4 separate regions of the Mus musculus genome follow, and regions 2, 3 and 4 are each linked to region 1. The links are chromatin loops, found by intact Hi-C in ENCODE. Cell type or tissue: left cerebral cortex. All regions are shown on one strand. Each heading gives the region's core, and the rest is flanking DNA. Links, peaks and the distances in the headings are about the cores only. Region 1 overlaps Srf (serum response factor). Region 2 holds the start of Ptk7 (PTK7 protein tyrosine kinase 7). Region 3 holds the start of Cul7 (cullin 7). Region 4 holds the start of Ppp2r5d (protein phosphatase 2, regulatory subunit B', delta).

Region 1 (5,319 bases), core at 123-5,122:
CCCGCAACTGGGCCCGCCTCCTCCACAGCTCTTTTCCGGGTCACACGCCGGGCGCACGCACGACCCGGGCGACTACGGGTCCTACGGTGGCCCACTGCGAGCGTGGCAAAGCGGCGCGTGAGTGGAGCATGCGTATTAGCCGAGGGAGTCAGCAACCAGTGTCCTTCCCAGGTAGTCCGGTGTGAAGCATCCTGCGCTCCACCGGGTCCATCTTCCTCTCCCACCCACCACAGCAATCATCTCCGCATTAGTTAACCCATACTCCCATCACCGGACTTGTGTGTGTGTGTTGTTGTTGTTTCCCAGCGCTGCCCAAACCCTGCGGTATTTTAGATCATTGGGTCACTTTGACTTTTAAGTAAAACCCCTGACCTTCCCTGAGCTGCTGGCAAAACCATGCATTAAGTCCTCGCCCAGATCTCTTCAATCATGTAGGATTGAACAGTCCAAAGCACACCGCAGCTTGGGACAGACTTTAAGGGATTGTGCTCCCTCCTCCCTCCCGATGCTAAAAAGATCCCAAAGACACAGCCAAAGACCCCAGTCTGTGCACAAAAATGATACATTTATTGAAAGAGTATTTTTTTAATACAAAAGAAAGCTCTGTACAGAAGATGTGACCATGTCCACTATTCCTGGGTCAACATCCCAGGAGAAGTAGAAACCACGGATATACCACACGCACTCCACATTCACACACGTATTCACTCGGACACAGGCGCGCGCACACACCCCTAGAGCCACTTAATTAGGGATACACCAAGGGTTGCTGCACATAGAAATGCCACCTCAGTCCTGCCTGACAAACAGGTTCTCCCAAGGCCACAATCACACAGCACACGTTGGTAAGCACTTGGCCTGAATCACTTGCCCAGGCTCTATCTTTTGTGAGGAGGAATCAACACCTCCGGTGTTGGGGGAGGGGCCATGAGTGGGCGGCAGAGGAGTGAAACAGGAGCAGAGAAGGGGGCTGGGCAGTTACAGACCTGAGTCCCAAGCTCCCCAACTCTGACCCCTGGTTTACCATGCCCCAGTCTTGAAAGCCACCCAAACGCCCCAGCTATTTCCAGGAGAAAGGCCAGAAAGGTGGCATCCCAGCTGGGGAAGACAGTAATGGGGATTAGAGGTTCAGGGGGCTCTTAAACGTCAGCAGATCATCCCCATGAAACGTAGGCTGTGCATAAAACCTTCCCAACCCCTCCACCTAACCGCAGAAGTAGGCTTGTTCCTACTGAAGGCAGCAACAAGGGTTTAGTGACACCCTACCCCAACTGCCCTCCCGGAAAAAGCTCCTTTAATGGATACAGGTGGTTTAGGCTGGCTCTGACACAGGGTAAAACACCCTCCCCTATGCTAGCCCACCCTCAAGGTCCCCAAAGGGATTTTAAGGGATGGGGCATGGCCCTGTACAAATTACATAAATACTGAGGTTACACTTAGAAAAATAAAGTCATTTTCTTCAAGGCTTTTTGTCTTAATTTAAAAAAGTTACAGTAGCTGCTCACTCCCTGGGAGAGCTGCCCACCTCTGGCCCCCCATTGCTGCACTCAGCCCAAGAGCTTTTACCTCTGACCCCCATTCCTGTATCTCCCTACCTCCCGAACTCCATCCTGCCCACTGCACCTTGGGCCCCAGGTATCTGCAAGCCTGGGGGAGCACAGGCTGCAACGACCATACTGTGGCACAAAGGACATCAATCTCCTCTCCCTGACCCCTCCCACCCCACCCCCACATTTGGTCTCCATCTTCCCTTTTCCTAGCAACAACCCTAGAGGGCAAAAGAGGCCTAGAACTGCGGGACCTCCCATCCCCCTTCTGTGGCTTGGCCTGAGGGCCCCTCCCCCACCTTTCTCCTGGAAAGAACCCAGGATGTGGAGCAATCCCAGAATCTCCCACACACACACACTGGTGGACCCCAAGCTCATGGGGTGGCTGTCCCCAGGGGCCCAGACAGTTCTAGGGAGCCCAAGAGCTTCCCCAAGAGGAGTTTGGGCAGGGAGGGGGATGAGAAAAACGCCATTAAAAAAAAGTTAAATATTTTAAAAATATATATTTATAGATTTGTTTTCACGTCATCTCCTCAAATAAAAAGTTCAAAATCAACTCTTAAGTAAAGCAGCTGGGAGAAGGGGGAAGACCAAGGGGAGGAAGAGACCGCTAACAGTGGTTCCCTCCAACCCAGGAGCCCCTGCAGGTCCGCGGGAACAGAGGCAAGGCAGGGCAGGCGGCCCCAGTAACCTGCCCGGTGCACAGGCCCAGCTGCTTCAGGAGCTGAAAGGGGCAGAGGGCATCGGCTGAGGGCACAAGCCCCCATATCTCTCCCAGCTGGCTCCCTGAGGGGCAGGGGCCGGGCTCTTTTGACCCAGACCATGGCAGACACAAAGCTAACCAGAGGTCGCCAAAGAGGCTGGAGAGAGGGCCCCAAATGTTTCCTCGGACGGGAACACTGTGCCCAGTCCCACAGAAGGCCTGTGAGTGGGAAGGTGGCACAGTCCCATCGGGTCAGCTAATACTCATAGCAAATTGAGCCAGGCTGGCAGGGGGTCTGAGGAGGGAGGAGAGCTGCACCATCAACAGCATGACAGGCAGAGCAGGAAGGAGGGCAGCTGGGGAGGGCAGGCAGGCCCGTTTCTTTGGCTGGAGTGAGAGGGCATAGTCCTGTGGCTGCCCGCTCCTTCTCCCCGCCTCCCTCCTTCGGCCAGTCAGTGTGTGTGTAAAGAAACCGTGAAAAGGCAACAATAAATAAGTGGTGCCGTCCCTTGGGCCGTCTGTCCAGGGTGACGGGCGGATCATTCACTCTTGGTGCTGTGGGTGGCATCCAGGTTCACCACCTGTAGCTCGGTGAGGTTGCTGCTGCTCCCAGCTTGCTGCCCTATCACAGCCATCTGTAAGGAGGGAGGTGTGTAAAGATGGGTAAGGAAAAATACGAAAAAAAGTCTTAAATTATGTTAAATAATAAAATTAAAAGTCTTCATTAAAAAAAAAAAAAAAAAAAAAAAAAAAAAAAAAAGGAGGGAGGTGTGTGAGGACAGGAGGGAGAGACCGACCAGCAGGCTGAGCTCGGGCGCCTCCTGCTGGCCTGCCGTTCTAGTACTTGCCCAGGGGAGACTGGCTGAGTGGGCCAGGTCAGAGTCCACCTTACCTGGTGAAGCTGAACTGCAGAGACAGGGATCTGCACGGTCCCAGACGGTGCTGTCAGGAACACCTGAGGGACACCACCTGCATCGGAAAGCATGGGAGATACTCACTAACTTGCTCAAGAGGAGCCCTAGATACTGGAGGAGCATGATATTCACAAGTGTCTGGGAAGCCTCAGACACGTGCCCAAGGGTGTGTGCCCATAGCGTCCGTCTCACGCACAGCATGAGGGTGCCTGTGGTGTGAGGGTTTACATGCGCAAGAGTGTCCACTGAGTGTGAGATCCTTGCAATTGTGCAGGAGTATGTGTGGGCATTGGGAGAGGGGGTGGAGTGAGGGTGCATGTTGGCGCTGGAGCCTGTGGAAGGGAGAGATAAATGGTCCTTCTTGCTTCAGCCCTGCCCTTCCCTCACCTGGCTCCTGGACCTGGCTGTGGGACACCTGCATGGTGGATGGTGCCTGAGAGAAGGCATTGAGCACGGTGAGGCTGCCATCAGCCAGGCCTGAGGTGGGGGCATACATCACTGCATGGGGACTAGGGTACATCATGTGGCCACCCACAGTTGTGGGTACAGACGACGTCATGATGGTGGCGGGCAACGTCACTGGAAAACACAGACACACATCAGGGAGCTGATCCCTCCTGCTATCTCTCATCCTGCCCCAGGGTTCCAACCTTCAGGGTCTTTGTACCATGTCCTATGGCTCGAGTTTTTCAAAAGCTTGTTTCTTTGCTTCCTGTCAACAACAATAAAGTCTAGCTTTTTCCTCTGAGCTCAACAGCCCACTGTTCTACGGTGGGATTGTGCGTCCATCAAAGTCTCTGTTCCCAGACCCTACGATCGCAACCATGACCTCCTCCCAGGAAAGTCAAGGCAGTTTCTTAGGGAACTCCATTGCGCGTATCCTCCTCACTCTTCCTCAACTTACACCTAAGAGGTTCGTCCTCCAGACAAGCACATCTCAGATGTTACTGTAGGAGCTTACTAATGCGCAGACTCTGACTCACTTGAGACTCTTGCTTGTCCCCCGATTCCCAGGCCCTCCAGTCCTAGAGCAGAAGGGATTCAGCTAATGTGTAATAAATAAGGCGGGAATGACAATAACTTACACGTGAGAGTTCACTCTAATTCTTGAAAAGACCAACAGCGGCAGAGAGGAACTAGAGACCTACAGGGAGACCTAGAGTGTCTCATCGGTGACAACTGCTCTCGGGCCTCCCTGGTTACTGAGCAGGTTATTTTTCAATGGTTCCTTATCTCTTGATTCCCCACTGCAGAGCAGGGCTCAAACCTTAGCGTGCTTACCTAGGTCTCTTCTAAGGATGAGAGAAAAAGTCCAGGCTCTACTTAGTGAATTCCCTGCGGTCCTGAGCATGGGAGAGACATGCCGCTAAGTCCCTACTTCTAGGCTTCCTGTGGGAAGGCAGGGCACTGGGGGCTGGGGAGGAGAGTGGCAAAGAGTTATACCTGTCCCGCTGGAGGAGGTCTGCGTGAGGTCTGTGCTGCTGTCACGAGAGGGAGACGCTTGCTGTGGGGCCTGGTGCACATGAATGGCCTGCACAGGGACCTGCTGGGCCACTGCCCCACCTATAAGACACAGTGTTTTACTTGGGTTCCAGCCTATGCAGCTGCCGCCTTCAAACATGCTGGACTACTGTATTCCCAGGCCCATGCCCTGGCTCCCCTGGGACCTGAAGACATCCTATATGCTCTGAATGAAGTGAGTCCCCTCTTCCTCCTGTCCCAAGCTCTGCTCCATCTTCAGCTGACCAGGAGCTAGCCTTAATCTATCAAGGCCATAATCTGTCCCCAGTCACAACAGACGAGGGGGAGAGCCATCCCCACAGCAGTGGAGGTGCAAGGGCGAGCTGGTCAGACAACACCAGTGTGGAAATGAACTTAAACCACCACCAACAACAGGGATCTCACTGGGCAGAGATTGTCTTCCAAAGGGAGGCGAGATGATTCTCTTTGGCTCTAACCCATTTTACCCTCCTTGTCAAAGAAAGAGGTCCTCCTGGAACCAGTCCTAAAATCACTCAACACCCTCAATTTGTCCCAGAGAGAACAAACCTCTCCCTGCCCCTTGTGACTCACCAGGCATGAGGGTGAAGCTGGTAGGCAGCTGCATAAGGCCCCCAGAGGAGACAGGGCCGCTGCCTGTACTCTTGAGCACAGT
Region 2 (5,319 bases), core at 272-5,271, 81 kb after region 1:
CGCCTTCTGACCGCCACAAGTGCACTGTGGCACACGTAGGCACTCGCACACTCGAACTTCAGCACACACACCAATAAATGTAAAAAATAATCTAACGACAAGAACAAAAATCCCAGGTTTTGGCCAGGTGTGGTCCTACTATCCTCTAATCCCAGCTCTCTGGAGGCTGAGGTAGGAGAATCATGAGTTCTAGGCCAAGGAGGGCTGCACCATAAGCCTAGGGCCAGCCTGGAGCATGTAATAAGACCCTGTCTAAAAGGGGGTGGGGGTGGGGGTGTCTGGGTTCTCAACTTTAAGCCTTCTCTTCCTCCCCCACCGTATTTATCACACCAGGGATCTCAAGGTTTGGACCATAACTTGGGTATTTACAGCATAATTACCCAAACTTCAAAAATGGCCGAGTCTACAAACCTGGGCAGGCTAGGTCCCTAGCCCCAGCCTCCTTAACAGTGAGGTCTCCCTACAGCTTCAGTTAATGACACAGTTAAACAACACGATGGGGAAATGTGCTTCGATCTATTAAAACCTCCTTGTCCCCTGAAGACATGCATCTGGGGTAGGTAGAGTCCCTGGATCTCACCAGCAGAGCAGGCGCCTCCGCTGAAATCGTTTACAGCACACGGATAGGTTTCACACGAAGGCACATTTGGTGGAACTGATTTAAGGCTCTCATTAAAATGTTTCTTTGTGGAGATACCCCCCAAACCCCTCCTATCCAACCCCCCCCACACACACACCCTCCCAGAACACCCACCACTAGAGTTCACATCTCGAACATCAAGAGTCCTCAGAGAAGAAATTGGCAATGTAGCGTGGTTGAGCAAGGGCCATCTCCACCAGAACTTGCCTTTGACTTCAGAAAGCTAAACCGCAGCAGCAAATACAGCTACATCTAGCAGAGCCACACACACCAAAACCCAGCAGCCAGCCGAGGAGGCCTGTGAGCTGGGGCTGCCTGCCCATATGGTTGGGCCTTCATCCTGGCTGTGTTAAAAAACAAAACAACAACAACAACAACAACAAAACCTTACATACTTCCTCTGGGAGCAGATGCAGGACTTTGCCATGAGCAATGACTACCCCACACATAAGGAACACAGGACAACTTAGGAACACCAGCTTAAGAGACCCCAGGGTTGGTTTTTAGGCTATGCCTACCTCTTTATAACTGGGGGTGGGAAAGACTTTCATTCTCTGGTCCCTAAACCCTCAACAGCTGGTCAGGAAGATGACAGTATACAATTCCCTGCCCCTGCCCTCCCGGCTAGAACTCATTAAAGAGAAGGCTAAGTAAGTTCTTTTTAGGTTAAGGACTAAGACACCCCCACCCCCACCCCCGCAGACTGTCTCCCCAAGGAGGGCTGTTTCCGCAGACCACCACTGGTAGTTTTGTCTTGGAAGGTAAGGAGGGAGTCATTTGGACCAGCAGACTGGGTATATGGGTGGCTTGGCGATTTCCGGTTAAGTCACTTACAACACCTTAGTTGTGACCGACTCTCAGGTGTGATCAGCCAGGAAATAAAAGTCTGCGGGACAGGGTGCCCCTTGTTTGCCCTGGAGATGGGGGGGGGGGGCGGGGGGGCCACACCCTCACCAAAGTAGAGAGACCCTTCACGAAAAGCCAGAGTTGGGCGCTCTCTCTCTCTCTCTCTCTCTCTCTCTCTCTCTCTCTCTCTCTCTCTCTCGTTCTATCTCTCTCTTTGCCTTTCTGCCCTTAGGAAGAGAGACAATCCTTTCCTCCGAGAACACGGACACACGGACAGGATGGAAATCCAGGAAACAGCAAAGCAAAGCCCGTCCGCACCTTGGCAAGCCGGCCATGCCCGATTTTGGCAGCGGCCTTCACTCATTAGTCACCACTACAGCCTGGGACCCTCCGCTCCAGGGATACGACCCTGGCACCGAGTAGGCTCAAGGCCTAGTTGGAGGAGAAGATTAGGCACTTCTCAGTCTAACCTGCCCTCACCCGCAGGGCCATCTGGGGTTCCAGCTTTGCCCCGGAACTTGCAGGGAGGGACCCGGGCGCGTCGGGCCGGCATAGGTAACAAAGCTCCGCGCCAGGCGCGCCCCATGTCAGCTCGGACGGGATCGGGAGCCAGGCCTATCCCCCTCATCTGGGCTCCAAGGCCCGGGGCATTCCTGGGTGTCCGCGTCCGCACCTTTTCACGGGATGGGAGGGCACTGCTTCTCCAAAAGGGAGATCTTAGCAGAGCTTGGGAGCCAGCGACTCCGGGCAACGCTCGAGCAAACTCTCGGATCGGGCGGAGAGAACTCACAGCAAACGCGTCCCCGCGCCCCAGTGCACCGTGTCGCCACCGCGTAGGGGGCGTCGCCAACCCAGGATCCTCGAGCCCCTAGCGAGCCTCTCCACCTCCCCAACTGCCCAGCCCACCTCTCCAGGGCCCTTCCAGCCCCCGGGACTCCCGCGCTTCTCAAAGCACAGCTCGGATCCTCCCGGTTCTCGGGGGACTCACCGGCCAGCAGCGGCAGAAGCAGGGCTCTGAGCAGAGTCAGCGGGCGGGCTCCCATCCTGGCGGGCTGCAGACGAGCAGCGAGGTTCAAGGCACACGGCGAGCGGGCGCGCGGACCGGAGCGCGGGGGCCGCCGCAGCAGCTACAGCCCGAGCCCGAGGCGTCCGGAGCTGGAGCCGCGCGCGCCCCGTACATCCAAGCCCTCGAGCGCGCCGCCGCCGCAGCCAAGCCACGCCCCCGACGCCCCCTCCTCTCCGCCTGCACGGCGCCCCGCCCCCTGACGCCCCCTTCCCCGCCGTCGAGGGGAGGAGCTGGCAATAGAAAGAAGGATCTGGGGAATGATGGGGGGGGGGGGGAGCAGCAGTGGCCGTCTTAGGGGAGTGCCGGAGACCTGGGTGTTGTTCCCACCGCCTAATCTATCCACTGGGACGCAAGAGAACCAAAGTGACTCTCAGAACTCCGTTAGGCCCTCTGAACCTACCTGGAGATCTGGAGCAATAGTTTGCCCAGAATTCTCCAAGTTGCTGGAGTTAAGCAACCCAAAGTGCTGCATGAGACAGACCAGCAGGGTGTCTCAGAAGAAGGCAAGGAGGACATAGCCAGGATGTCTCAGAAGACAAGGAGGGCACAGCTGTGGTGCCCGGTGGAACAGATGTAGCCAGGGAGGGGGAGGGGCGTGCGTGACACTGGACAAATCTGAACCCAAGGTAGAAACCCTGGGCTCCAACCCCCAGCGAGAGCTATTAAACAGACATACATCCCAAGTCCATCTCCAAGCAGTCTGGGCTGTGTCAGGGCATGGCCAAATCTCCAGCTGTGGGGAGGCCCAACGCAGCCCTTGTTCCAGGCACCCTCCACCCCCAGCGCCACCACCCCCACATTCTTTCTTTGTTGTGAAAGCAGCAAGGGGTGTGGGAGGCGGGTCAGAAGAAGTCAAGCTTTAGAAGATGGGCCCCAGCTGCTGACAGGCCTCCAGGATATGCAAGAGAGGATGGATAGCGCCTTGTCCCCCTTCTGGCTCTGGAGGGCCCCCCAGGCCTGCTTAGACCTCCCTTCCCCCAAGCAGCTGGGAGGGGGGAAGGAAGCCACAGAGGGCCTCACAGGCAGGAGAAGTGGCGCCAGGACTCCAGGGTCCTGCCACATGGCCACCACATGTCCCTGACAACCCCGTCCACAGCACCTTCTTCTTGTGTGCCTCATTCCCCATCCCCCAGAAGTCTTCCTCCAGGCCCTGCTAAAGAGGGTACAAACACGGAGGGAACCATTGAGCCAAGAATTCAACAGTCCTGCACACTACCACTGCCCTCATCCTTCTAGGAAGGGTCCTGAACAACGTCTTCAATGAAGACTCCGAACACAAAATGTTACCTGGTTCATTTATTAAAGAAACAGTGAAATATGTGGACCTGTAGTGAGGCAGCAGAGGGTAAAAGAGACCAGGGCAAGGCAGCCCAGTTGGCCAGCCCCAAACTGACAGAAGAGCCAGCATCAGGCGCATCCCTGAGGTGCAGACCCACTTTCTCCCACCTTGGGAGCCTCAGTCAGCTACTCTAGAGGACTCCAAAGTAGAGATCATGTTATCCTGAGGGCCCTTCCGAAGGGGGGTTCCCAGGGAAGGAGCCTAGACCCTAGAAGCAGCAATCTACCACATACACCGCTCCCTCTTCACCATCCTATTGAGTTGGGGAAGAGACAGGAGCCATGGGGAATGCTGTAAGGGCTGTGGGGACCCAGCAGACTAAAAGAGGGAGTTGAATGTCAGCTACTTGAAGAAAGGTCCACAGTGCTGGCGCTGAGGCCCCGGGAGACCTGAAAGAGACCAGCAACCACACATCACTGCAAACTCCTGGAGTCTGCCTGCTCTGCAGAGACTAAAGATGGAATTTCTAACCTCAACCTAAGCTCTAGGACTTTGCTTAGGCACGGTCTACTGGAGGAGCTACGGGACGAAACCTGGGCAAGAATGCTGGCTTGCACAGTGAATGAGCTGACCCAAGAGCTCACTGTGTTGAACTGGCTGGCAGTGTTGCCTGCTTTCTCTAAGGGAGACTTCATGCTGCTGGTGTTCCTACTTCCTCACTGAGACCTCAAGGGAAGGAGTAAGACACGGCCAGCAGCTCTAAGTCACTCTGAATTATTACCAGCTTAGAGAGCACCAGTGGCTGGTACTCTCCTGAATAATTCTGACTGAATCCTTTAGCCAGAAACTCTCTCTCTCTCTGTCTCTGTCTGTCTATCTGTCTGTCTGTCTTTCTCTTCTCTTTCAAACCAGGTTTCTGTGTCACCCTGTCCGTGCTGGAACTCTGTAGACCAGGCTGGCTTTAAATGCAGAGTCCCACTTGCCTCTGCTTCCCCAGCTCTGAGATTAGACATGTGTCCCCCACTGCCCCTGTCTCTCGATGCCCAGCACCTCCGATGCCATGCTGTCAGTCTGACTCCTGAAGAGCTCCAGTCTCCCAGGCCACCTTCACTATGGTGAGTCTTCCACCTTCCCAGTTGCCCCTGGGACTGCCTTGGGGAGCCCTTCCTCCCTCGGCCCTAGGGTGTCCCTCAGCACGCTCACCTGGAGGGGGGCTGCATTGGGTTGGTTTAAGTAGTTCAGCGAGGCCGCCCGCTTCATGCTGCTGCTGCAAAGAAAAAGAGAAGTGAGGCCCCCATTGCTCCTCTGTGTAGGACACTCTAGGACATTTCTCCGGCACCAGGAGGTGCTGCAGGCCAGGCCTGCTGACCTGCTTTGTCATAGTTACCCCTTGTCACTTGTCATGTACCTGGAAGGTCGCGGCTCCGTCCCCTGGAGCTTCCTCACCAGTAGCTCACTGCTCCTACGAAGCACATCCCGGATCTTGCC
Region 3 (5,319 bases), core at 58-5,057, 100 kb after region 1:
GCCTCAAACTCAGAAATCTGCCTGCCTCTGCCTCCTGAGTGCTGGGATTAAAGGCGTGTGCCACCACTGCCCGACTGCATTAGCATCCTGGATGTCTATATAGCAGTGCACTATAGCTTGTAAGATGTCATTGAGGTGCATCTCACCGTGTGGGTCATGACTGAAGCTGAAGAAGAGACCACAGAGAAACAGAAAACCTGCTCAATGCAAGGGACCAACATTATAATGGTTTAATGATGGGAGTCCAGTGTATATCCCTTCCAGTACAGTTTTAATAATCATATTTTTATTGAGCCATATAAGTGTTACCCCACTACTTTTGCAAGGAAGCCCTGGCCTCTGTTCACCCACATACTGTGGCTCGAACCTGGGACCTCAGCGCTCACAAGGCAAGCTCTGTACTGCTATACCACCAACCCTTTGTCGTTTTTCTGTTTGTGATATAATAGTGAGGGAGTACTACTGTCCAATCTAGGCTGAGAGTTATTCTAACCTGAATCACATGCCTGAACTGTCTTGATCCTAGGCCGCATCCGAGTGCATGGTATCGGTGGAGGCCACAAACAGAATTATCGCATGATTGACTTTCTACGGTTCCGGCCAGAAAAGGAAAAGGCACCAGAACCGTTTGAGGAGAAGGTTGTGGTAGTCCGCTATGATCCTTGTAGGCAAGTTTGGGATGGGAAATGATGATGGTGTGGTCTGAATTGTTGTTTTGTAGCTTCTCAGAAAATGTGGGCTTTGTCCATCATCCTGAACAGGTCTGCAGACATAGCTCTGGTTGCTGGGGGTAGCCGGAAGCGCTGGATCATTGCCACGGAAAACATGAAGGCTGGAGATACAATCCTGAACTCTAATCACATAGGCAGGATGGCAGGTGAGGGATGGCTGGTGGATGTGTGGGGTGGAGGTGGCTGGGTCTTGTGCTGATGAGATCCTGTTTTCTAGTGGCCGCCCAGGAGGGGGATGCACATCCACTTGGGGCGCTGCCTGTGGGGACCCTCATCAACAACGTAGAGAGCGAGCCTGGCCGGGGAGCCCAGTATATCCGAGCTGCAGGTATGGGCACAAAAGCTACACACATCCCACAATTGGGATAGCACTATTCTGGGAACCCTTTAGACTCACATCTGTTCCAGGACAGGAAGAAACAAACAATGAGAGGATCAATCTGTGCTTTGTTTTAGCCTAGATCATAGTGTATGATCTTCTGTGTTTCATGTGCCCCCCCAAGGGCAAAGGAAGGGTGGCATGTGGCCTCAGATCCCCATGGAAACCTCCCTCTGATTTGTGGAAGGTGGCCAAGCTGTTTCCCCTTCCCCAGGGACATGCGGTGTGCTGCTTCGGAAGGTGAACGGGACAGCCATTATCCAGCTGCCCTCGAAGAGGCAAATGCAGGTGTGTATGGGCACAGATGGGAGGGGTCAGCAAAGAAGGAAGTTTTGGCCGGGCAGTGGTGACGCATGCCTTTAATCCCAGCACTTGGGAGGCAGAGGCAGGTGGATTTCTGAGTTCAAGGCCAGCTTGGTCTACAGAGTGAGTTCCAGGACAGCCAGGGCTACACAGAGAAACCCTACCTCAAAAAACAAAAAGAAAAAGAGAAGGAAGTTTTAGAATGTCCCTCAGTGTCTCCCAAGTGTTTATGATGCCAGGCAGTGCCTCCCTCTGTGTCTGCTCTGTTTCTGCTACCTGACTAAGCATGCCATATCAGGCTGGAACTTTAGAGTCGAGATGCCCTTCCCAGCCAGGCCGGGCCATCCGTGTCTGTAACCCCAGCATCCCAGACACTGAGGCAAAAGAAGCAAGCCACCTAGGCTTTCTCAAAAAACCAGAAAAAGACGTAGGTTGAACCACCAGGTTGGAACTGGCTTTTAATCCCATCTCTCAAGAGTCAGAGGCAGGGGTGTCTTGGTGCAGTGCCAGGTCAGCCAAGACTACATACCTTCCCAGACCCTGACTCCAAAAGAAAACCACAGACACAAACATAGATATGGGGAGTCTTTTCCTTAACTTTTAATTCATTGTTGGACCCACGTTTATATTCTAATGTTTTGTGTTTCTCCCTTCTCCCGTCCCTCATTGAGTGTAAGAAGTCACCCAGAGTAGTGTTCCCAACACTGCCCTGCCAGCCTCGTGTCCCCACCGGTGCGTTCTTGTCTGCTTCTCTTGTCAGGTGCTGGAGTCATGCACTGCAACTGTAGGCCGAGTATCCAACGTTAACCATAACCAGCGGGTCATCGGCAAGGCAGGAAGGAACCGCTGGCTGGGCAAGAGGCCTAACAGTGGGCTGTGGCAACGCAAGGGAGGCTGGGCCGGCCGAAAGATTCGGCCACTACCACCCATGAAGAGTTATGTGAAGCTGCCCTCCGCTGCTGCCCAAAACTGATTGCCCTGGACTCTAATAAAATGTCTCTTGTTTTTATCTCTTACTACCTTTTCACTTGGGAGGGCGCGGTACAGAATGGACAAGAAGTAAACAGGGATAGAGGGAAGAGGATGGAAAAACGGATGGGGAGGGGGCAGAAATGACCTCCAAGGTCCTATCCAGTTCTGGCTTTGGGAAATGGGAAGGCACTTCCGGCAGCAGGAAGGAGGACTAAGAGGAAGAGGAAAGGGCGGTGCAGGACTGGAGGGCTGCGTCGTCCAGGTGGCACCCGCTACTCCGCCCGCTGATGGCCCCCGGCCCCCAGCTTTCCGCTAAATCAGGCGGAAGCGAGCGGTGGCTGGAGCAGGCGGCGGAGCCTCGGAGCGCCTGGAGCACCAGCCAGGACTAGGCTCCACCCTGCAGCAGGCAGTGCGCCGGCGCGCCTCGGAGGCCTCTGCTGGTCACGCCCTCTGCCCGCCTGTCTCCTGCAGAGGCACGCCCCCTCCTCTGCGCCTAGACCCCTTCAGGGGGCCCAGGCGGGGCCCAAACACTCGCCAGCGCCGCAGCCGCCATCGTGTTCCGCGCGTCCCTAGCTCTGCAAAGGACAGGCCTCGCGCCAGGATCCCGGCGGACTTCTGAGGTGGCCAGAGCCCCACCGCAGCCCCTGCCCCTATTCTGGGCTTCCGATCGACCGCGGAGCCTCGCGTCTCCTTCCCAACCGTGCTTCGGGACTATCCTTTACTGGGCCTACCTCCCCATCCTATCCCACCACGCCCTTTCCGGACCTTCTCGGGTCTTGATTCCCATCCACCAAGCCTCGCGCCGCTTATCCATCGGACCCCTGATGCACCCTTCTCCCGGCCTCGCGCCTCTGGTCATGGATGTCTCCCATACCTTCCCCTTCTCCCAGCCCATCGTGCTTTGCTGATGGCCATTTCTGTGCCCTTTCCTTTGGGCCTCACAATCCAGTGCTTCAATTTAGAGACCGCATCCCCCTCCGACACAGTTCTGGGCCCCCACACACCCGTTTCCCTAAATTACTTTTATCTGTCCCAGGACCTTGGGCTTCATTTGTAAATCCAACACTGCTCTATGCCACTGCCCTTCCGGGTGTTCCGAACCAAACCCACTCGAGGCTGCGAGCCTTAGAGACCTCTTAGCTCCAATATTTTGCTCTTGAATAACAAACTCCGCAATGTTCTTCTGTCCAGTCCAGGTCTCACCGGCCGAAGCAGGCCCAACTTTACCCCACCCAGAATAACAGCTGTTGCTGCTTTCGCTCCTCCAACTCCTGGATGCCCTTGTTTTCTGACCTCCCTCTCACTCTAGCTTGCCTTTTCTCTCTTCCTTGTGTGTCTCAGGTGCCACGATGGTAGGGGAGCTACGATACAGGGAATTCAGGGTGCCCCTGGGGCCTGGCTTGCACGCGTATCCGGATGAATTGATCCGCCAACGGGTTGGCCATAATGGGCACCCCGAGTATCAGATCCGCTGGCTCATCCTCAGGCGCGGGGATGATGGGGACCGGGACTCTACAGTGGACTGCAAGGCTGAGCATATCCTGTTATGGATGTCTGACGATGAGATCTATGCCAACTGCCACAAGATGCTGGGCGAGAATGGCCAAGTCATCGCACCTTCCCGGGAGTCCACTGAGGCAGGGGCCCTCGACAAGTCTGTGCTGGGGGAGATGGAAACAGATGTGAAGTCCTTGATTCAGAGGGCCCTTCGGCAGCTGGAGGAGTGCGTGGGCACCGTGCCTCCTGCCCCTCTCCTTCACACGGTCCATGTACTCAGTGCCTATGCCAGCATCGAGCCCCTCACTGGCATCTTCAAAGACCGCAGGGTTGTGAACTTGCTCATGCACATGTTGAGCAGTCCTGATTATCAGATCCGCTGGAGCGCAGGCCGGATGATCCAAGCTCTGTCCTCCCACGATGCTGGTGAGGGACATTTGTGGTGGGGGAGGGAGAACAGGAGAGGGTCTGGGTCGGCTCAGGGATTCAGAGGACACTGGGACAGGACCTTCTGACCTCATCAGTACGGAATGGCTCAGTTGTTGTTCACTTTTAAGTTGGAAGAAAAAAAGAGGGGGCGGGGTAGGGAGAATGTTTGTTGTGGAAGGGGATGGGACGGAGGGGGGAAAGACTGCATAAGCAAGAACATATTAACCCATTAGCTTTTTATGCAGAAGAGCTTAGACTGTTGCAGTGTGTGTGTGTGTGTGTGTGTGTGATAGTAAACGTTGGCTCTTGAAGCAAATCAACAAAATATGTCATTCCCAGCGAGTGCTGGCAAAGGATTGGTAGTGAGTAGAAAGCTAGGAGAGATCCCTGGAAGACTGCGCTTAGGGAACTGTTTCTGATTGGAGGTGTGGGTTTCAGGGACCCGGACCCAGATCCTTCTGTCATTGAGCCAACAAGAGGCCATTGAAAAGCACCTGGATTTTGATAGCCGCTGCGCTCTGCTTGCACTGTTCGCCCAGGCTACTCTCACGGAACACCCGATGTCTTTCGAGGGCGTTCAGCTGCCACAGGTATCTTATGAGGGTCCGAGGTAGTGGGAGCTGTGGACTTGCCACAGAGGGTACTGTGGAAAGAGGGCAGAAGATGAGACAAGATGGGTGAGGGTCAGAGGTGTATCCCACAGGTCCCAGGACGGCTGCTCTTCTCCCTGGTAAAACGCTACCTGCACGTCACCTTCCTCCTGGATCGGCTGAACGGCGATGCAGGGGATCAAGGAGCCCAGAACAACTTTATTCCTGAGGAGTTGAATGTAGGGAGGGGCCGGCTGGAACTGGAATTCAGTATGGCCATGGGCACTCTGATCTCTGAGCTGGTGCAGGCCATGCGCTGGGACGGGGCCTCAAGCAGACCAGAGAGTTCTTCCTCCTCCACCTTCCAGCCTCGGCCAGCACAGTTCCGCCCCTACACCCAGCGTTTCAGGAGGTCGAG
Region 4 (5,319 bases), core at 70-5,069, 160 kb after region 1:
GAACCTGAAGGAGGCCAAACGCAGCCCAAAATCCAGTGCAGGAGATTAGCTCTCATAAAGGCCTCCCTGGCTGCCTCCACGCATCCCGGTCCTTCCTGTGCCCTTTCTCAAGCAAAGCACTCACAGCCTGACGAAGTCTAAGAACGTCCCCTCTAATTCCCAATCAGCCGCCAGACAGATGGGACAGGATCTGGTCCACAGACTAGAAACGACAGGCGCTTAAGGAGATCACCCCTTCCTCTGAACTCCACAGCCCCAGTCCCGGGCTTAGCTATCTTGAGTGCACAGTTTCTATTGCTGGATGGCGCCCATTGGCAAGCCCACTCCCCAAGGATAAGACCCAGGTAGGGCACACAACTTTGCCTGGCTCACCACCCCCTGTCCTGTGCTCTATCTAACTCTCAGACCGAGACAGTGACAGCCCAGAAGCAGAGCCTCCTGGCAAACACACAACAGCCCCGGGATAAAGAGTTTGACTGATATGGTTAGAGATGGTAGCCCAGCATCCATCAGGGGAAAAATGAATGCAATCCACCTCTGGGGTCATCAGGAGAGTGGACCACGAGACCAGGCCAGAGCCAGCCCAACACAAGGGGCCAGCCCAAAAGCTGGGGAGTCTGAAGACCAGTTCCAGCCTCCCCAGCTGAGTCTGCTTCTCAGAAGAACCACAGATCAAGCAAGAGCAGCAAACAAAGGGAAAGGCAGGGACAGGTCAGGGTGGTTTGGAGGCAAAAGATGGCAAAAGACGGTAACATCAAGAAATGGCCTGTGGGGTTGGGAGTGTAGCCCAATGGTACTGCACATGCTTAGCATGTGCAAGACCCTGGGTCTGATCTCTGCCACTGCAAATAATAAAGAAACCGAGTGTACTGGACGGCAGAATGAGAAGAAAACTAAACAGAACAGGCCAGAAGAAAGGGAGAAATCCTGTCCTGGTGCAAAAAAAGGAAATGCAAAGGTTATCCTAAGGAATACAGGGAGGAGCCTCTAACAGATTAGAAACCGAGTCCCGTCTAGGGTGAACATGGAAGCCAGCTGATGCCAGTTAGGCACTTGCACAGAAGAGCCCTCCAAGTTGGGAGACCTGATATTGCAGCTGGGCCTCCAGCAGGATGTGTGACCTTGGACAAGTCCCTTCCCCTGACCCGGCCTCAGTCTCCTCATCTGTACCACTAGCATGCTAGTCTGCATGTGCTCCAAAGCTCCCTTCCAGCACAGACGTTCTGGGGTTCCATCAACAGAAGAAGGGCTCGGTCCTGGCTTACAAGTTTGTGTGTAAAGGAAGACTCGAGGGAGGGGCCTAGGCCAGATTTGGGCGGAGGAGAGAGAAAGCAGAGCGGTTCTAGGTCAGGGGCTTGTCGTGGGGGGGCGGGGGGGGGGAAGGAGGGACTGTACAGAACTGTGGAGAGGCCGTCTTTTAAGCTGGTGAGGAGAAGAGGGAAGGGGCTGCTCAGGGCGGGGGTGGGGGAAGTACTGGAGGGAAATGCGGTCTTAAATGAGCACTGTCCCAAACCGTGGGGGATCGGGGACAGATAAAGGCGGGGAGAAAAAGCAAGGGAGTGAGCCGGGAGTGGAGCAGATCTGGAGGGGGCCGGGGATAGGAGCAAAGAGGAAGGGAAGAGGGATAGGTGGGGGGAAATCTGTCCGGGCAAAGACGGAGAGCTGTCCCAGCTGCTGCACGGACTGGGGGTGCTGGCAGTCGCGCGGCCCTGGGGCTGGCCGCGGGAGTGCTGCGGGGGGCCGGACCAGAGGGTCAGTCTGAGGCTGTCCCGGGCCTGCCTCGGGCCCCTCCCAGAGCTGCGCGCAGGCCCGGCGGCGGAGGCGCAAGGGGAAAGGCCACGCTCACCTTATCCTTCTTCAGTTTATAGGACATCTCGGCCGGTCCACACCCGGCCCGGCTCCTGCGGCCCCGCTCCGGCTCTGCTCGGCCACACTCGGCCCGCTCGGCGTCTCTTCGCCACCGCCTGCGCGCTGCGCCCGGGCCGAGCCGTGGCTGCGCTTCCAATTGGCCCGAACTCTTACAAACCTGCCTGAGAACCAGGAGCCGCCTCCTCGGATTGGTCATTGGAGCCAAGCAGCTTCCCTTTTTTCTCATTGGAAAGAAAGAGTACAAACCGCCAGGGTTCGGCTCCCAGAATTGGCTGGAGTGGAAGGTCCCGCCCTGAAAAGGGTCGGGCTTCGTGGAGGAGGCGGAGCCATGGGGAAACCCGAGCTTGGCTAGCAGATCTGTTCTCCGGCGTCGCCTTGTGCGTCGTCCTCTGCTATTCTTCAGTCCTTTGAGCTCTGCTCCTTCCCTCCAGAAGTGGCTCTCATGTTCTCCCCTGCTCTTCTACCTGCCCTGCTTCGTACGGACTGGAGGAAAAAGGCCCTAACACGAAAAGGGCACCTTTCTTCACAGGAATTTAAAGTAGCTCAAATTGCACACGTGAAATGATAGAGAAGACTCCCAAGGGTACTCCCGGGCATTCATCAAGTCTGTCCTAGATCACAGTTGCAGAGGAGCAGAGGGGAAAGCCTATCAGCGGTGGAACCGGGCTGAAATAAAATAAGAAACCCTGGTTTGCTGCAGCTTCAAGACGTGGGTCCCTGTAGCTGCTGGAAGGGTGCTGGAATCGGTAAAACAGCTGCGTTTGGAGCCACTGAGAATGAAGTGAAAAAGCAGCCTCATCGTTCCCTACCTGAGCCCTGAGCCGCCGCCGCACCCAAGCTAGTGTTCAAGTGGGTAAGACTGGGTTCTTGCCCTCAGGTAGTTCCCACTCTAATGAGGTTCACAGACTCGTATTAAGAGACGATTAAAATACAATCACATAAATTACACAAACCTCAGAATGACATGGAGGAATATATTTTAGTTATCCTAGTAGCCAATAGATTACATTAAAGAACTGGAGGAGGTCCATCAAAAATAAATCTGCGAGCTGGGTGTGATGGGTTTGCCCCTGTAACCCCACCTCTTGGAAGATAGAGGCAGGATGATCAGGCGTTACAGACCAGCCTTAACTATAGCCAGTTGCAGACCAGTTTGGACTACAATAAGAACCTCTTAAAAGAAAGAAAAAAAAAAGACAAAAAAAAAAAAAAAAAAAAACCTACCCGCCACCACAAACAACAACAACAAAGAAACAACTCTCAGAACTAAAAAGTTACAAATAAGCCTGTGGCCGTTTGTTCCCCAGGAAAGAGGTCTTGGATTCCCCCAGGAGCATGATAACCAAACAATAGTCAATCATCCTTACACAAAGAGCAGTAGCCCCAATATTGGGAAAGATGGGGGCTGGGAAGATGGTGCTCTTCCAAAAGACCTGAATTCAGTTCCCAGCACCCACATTAGCTGCTTCACAATTGCCTGTAACTCCAGCCCCAAGGGACCTGATAGACACATGCATACATACATACATACATACATACATACACACACACAATTTTAAAACTTCAAGAACAGAATGGAAAAAAAGACAAGGCTCAGTGGTTAAGAGTACTTGCTGCTCTTCCAGAGGACCTAAACTAGGCTCCCAGCCCCCACAACAGCTGGCTCACAACCACCTGTAACCCCAGCTCCAGGAACCTGACGCCCTGCCCTCCTCTGGCCTCCCTGGGCACCTGCATAGGTGGCATACACACGCACAGACACACACATGCACGTGAATGACTTTAAAAACCGGAATGAAGAAAAGCGGATGAGCTCCGGAGACGTGTACAGTCAACGGGATTCGGTGAGTCACTGGATTCGGGGAGACAGTATCAGGGAAAGGATGCATTGAGGGTGACTCCTAAGTGATGAAAGATGGTTAGAGGGAACTGGTGTCACAATGGCCAGAGGCAGGTAGAGTCTGCTAAACACTGAATAGAACACTTTGATTTTGCAACTAGGAGGTGTCGGGTGATCTCTGCCAGGGAAGCTTAAGCCAAGTAGGAGCTTGGAGTGCCTTCAAGAGTGAGCACAGGGTAAGGCCAGCACGGAGAGGAGCCTGGCTCTCATACAGAATTGCATTTTGCTCGGTGACTAACACTGAGTTGAGGGGAGCACACAGTGAGGCTGCATTTCTACTATTGTTTGCATGGGGAAGAAAGGTGTTTGTTCGCTGGTGGATATTCCTATCTGTACAAGTGTAACTGAGGCAGTTGTCCTCTGATGGAGCTGATCAACAGATGTCCTTGCCCATACCCAAAACCTCAAGATGCACTGTAGTCCTGGGGCATAAACTTGCCACTGACTGTGTAGCCTCTTTAGACCTGCAGACCTTGGTTCCTCTAGGAAGCAGGGGACAGAGACACATAAAGTTCGGCTGCAAGTGGGATTTTTTTTTCTTCTCTGTGGGAATCCAAGTCCCCAGGGCCTTCTTTTTTGTTGTTCTTGCCACAGGGTCTTGCTATGTACCTCAGGCTGTCACTGAACCTGAAATCACCTCTCCTCAACCTCTAAAGTGCTAGGATTACAGTACCACAGTGGGCAGTCTGGTTTGCATGCAGTTTTACAATGTAAAAGGAGGGACTGGGATTGGAGCTCAGTGCTTGCCAGGCATGTGTGAGGCCCTAGGTTAAACCCCCAGTAAATGTGTGTCTGAATGCACCAATGTAGCCAGGCATGATGGTGCACATCTCTGATTCTCAAACTCAAGAGGCTGAGGTGGGATTGCCATGAGTTCAAAGCCATCCAAGGGTATACGGAAAAACCCTGTCTCAAAAAAACAAACAAACAAACAAACAAAAACAAACAAACAAACAAAAAAAAAACAAATCAAAGCCAGGTGTGGTGGCACACGCCTTTAACCCCAGCACTCGGGAGGCAGAGACAGGTGGATTTCTGAGTTCGAGGTCAGCCTGGTCTACAAAGTGAGTTCCAGGACAGCCAGGGCTATACAGAGAAACCCTGTCTCGAAAAAAACCAACAAAACAAAACAAAAAAACCCACCACCAACAACAAAACAAAAACAAAAACAGAACAAATCAAACCCAGTACTTGAAGAGTTGGAAGCAGAAGGATCAGGCTCCACAGTGAGTTCAAGAGCAACCCTCAAGAAACCGAGAAGAAAGTGCAGTCTGTGAAAATACCATGGCCATCCTCAGCAGCAGCACTTGCTGCAGGAGCACAAGAGCCTGAGCTGCATCCTCGAAGCTACCTCCAGCATCCTCGAGAAGGACCTGGGCGTGGCCAAGCGTCCACAATCCCTGCACTGACAAGGACAGGCACAAAAGAACTCCTCTGCTTTGCTGGTCAGCCAGTCTAGCCAAATGAGTTAACTCTAGGTTATAGTTGACATGTTAGAATAGCGGCTCGTGTCTGAACACAGCACACTAGGCCAAAAGAGTTCCAAGTGT

What was found. A loop is a pair of places that touch in the nucleus more often than their neighbours do. Peaks named below come from ENCODE experiments on the same cell type or tissue, not always from the same donor. Only the 100,000 strongest peaks of a DNase experiment are listed, where the experiment ranks them.
Region 2: it touches region 1 in a loop (2.5-fold over the local background); 6 of 42 quality-filtered maps call a loop at or near these places.
Region 3: it touches region 1 in a loop (2.5-fold over the local background); 13 of 42 quality-filtered maps call a loop at or near these places.
Region 4: it touches region 1 in a loop (2.1-fold over the local background); 6 of 42 quality-filtered maps call a loop at or near these places.

The regions. Positions count from the first base shown.
Region 1 is chr17:46,546,294-46,551,612 of GRCm38, forward strand. It overlaps Srf (serum response factor), which reads right to left. Exons shown (of 7, transcript NM_020493.2): 3 at 5,238-5,319; 4 at 4,608-4,727; 5 at 3,552-3,743; 6 at 3,143-3,219; 7 at 546-2,885. The coding sequence ends at 2,790. Cul9 (cullin 9) reads right to left here and starts at 95. Exons shown (of 41, transcript NM_001081335.2): 1 at 1-95. In left cerebral cortex, for the core only: a CTCF peak has its summit at 3,086 (motif pointing left); DNase peaks (open chromatin) are centred at 922 and 3,100; H3K4me3 peaks cover 463 bases; H3K27ac peaks cover 551 bases.
Region 2 is chr17:46,626,794-46,632,112 of GRCm38, forward strand. It overlaps Ptk7 (PTK7 protein tyrosine kinase 7), which reads right to left and starts at 2,711. Exons shown (of 20, transcript NM_175168.4): 1 at 2,475-2,711. The coding sequence starts at 2,529. Klc4 (kinesin light chain 4) reads right to left here. Exons shown (of 16, transcript NM_001357130.1): 14 at 5,240-5,319; 15 at 5,035-5,098; 16 at 3,836-4,280. The coding sequence ends at 4,230. In left cerebral cortex, for the core only: a CTCF peak has its summit at 3,007; DNase peaks (open chromatin) are centred at 2,318, 2,692, 3,050 and 3,315; H3K4me3 peaks cover 1,728 bases; H3K27ac peaks cover 945 bases.
Region 3 is chr17:46,647,711-46,653,029 of GRCm38, forward strand. It overlaps Mrpl2 (mitochondrial ribosomal protein L2), which reads left to right. Exons shown (of 7, transcript NM_025302.4): 3 at 527-668; 4 at 762-877; 5 at 949-1,059; 6 at 1,325-1,398; 7 at 2,174-2,422. The coding sequence ends at 2,386. Cul7 (cullin 7) reads left to right here and starts at 2,628. Exons shown (of 26, transcript NM_025611.5): 1 at 2,628-3,005; 2 at 3,727-4,308; 3 at 4,750-4,901; 4 at 5,015-5,319. The coding sequence starts at 3,735. In left cerebral cortex, for the core only: a CTCF peak has its summit at 2,850 (motif pointing left); a DNase peak (open chromatin) is centred at 2,785; H3K4me3 peaks cover 1,516 bases; H3K27ac peaks cover 1,338 bases.
Region 4 is chr17:46,702,987-46,708,305 of GRCm38, forward strand. Ppp2r5d (protein phosphatase 2, regulatory subunit B', delta) reads right to left here and starts at 2,016. Exons shown (of 15, transcript NM_009358.3): 1 at 1,847-2,016. The coding sequence starts at 1,873. It overlaps Gm52314 (a long non-coding RNA gene), which reads left to right and starts at 2,639. Exons shown (of 2, transcript XR_003952400.1): 1 at 2,639-2,722; 2 at 3,556-5,319. In left cerebral cortex, for the core only: a CTCF peak has its summit at 2,070; a DNase peak (open chromatin) is centred at 2,114; H3K4me3 peaks cover 2,535 bases; H3K27ac peaks cover 1,160 bases.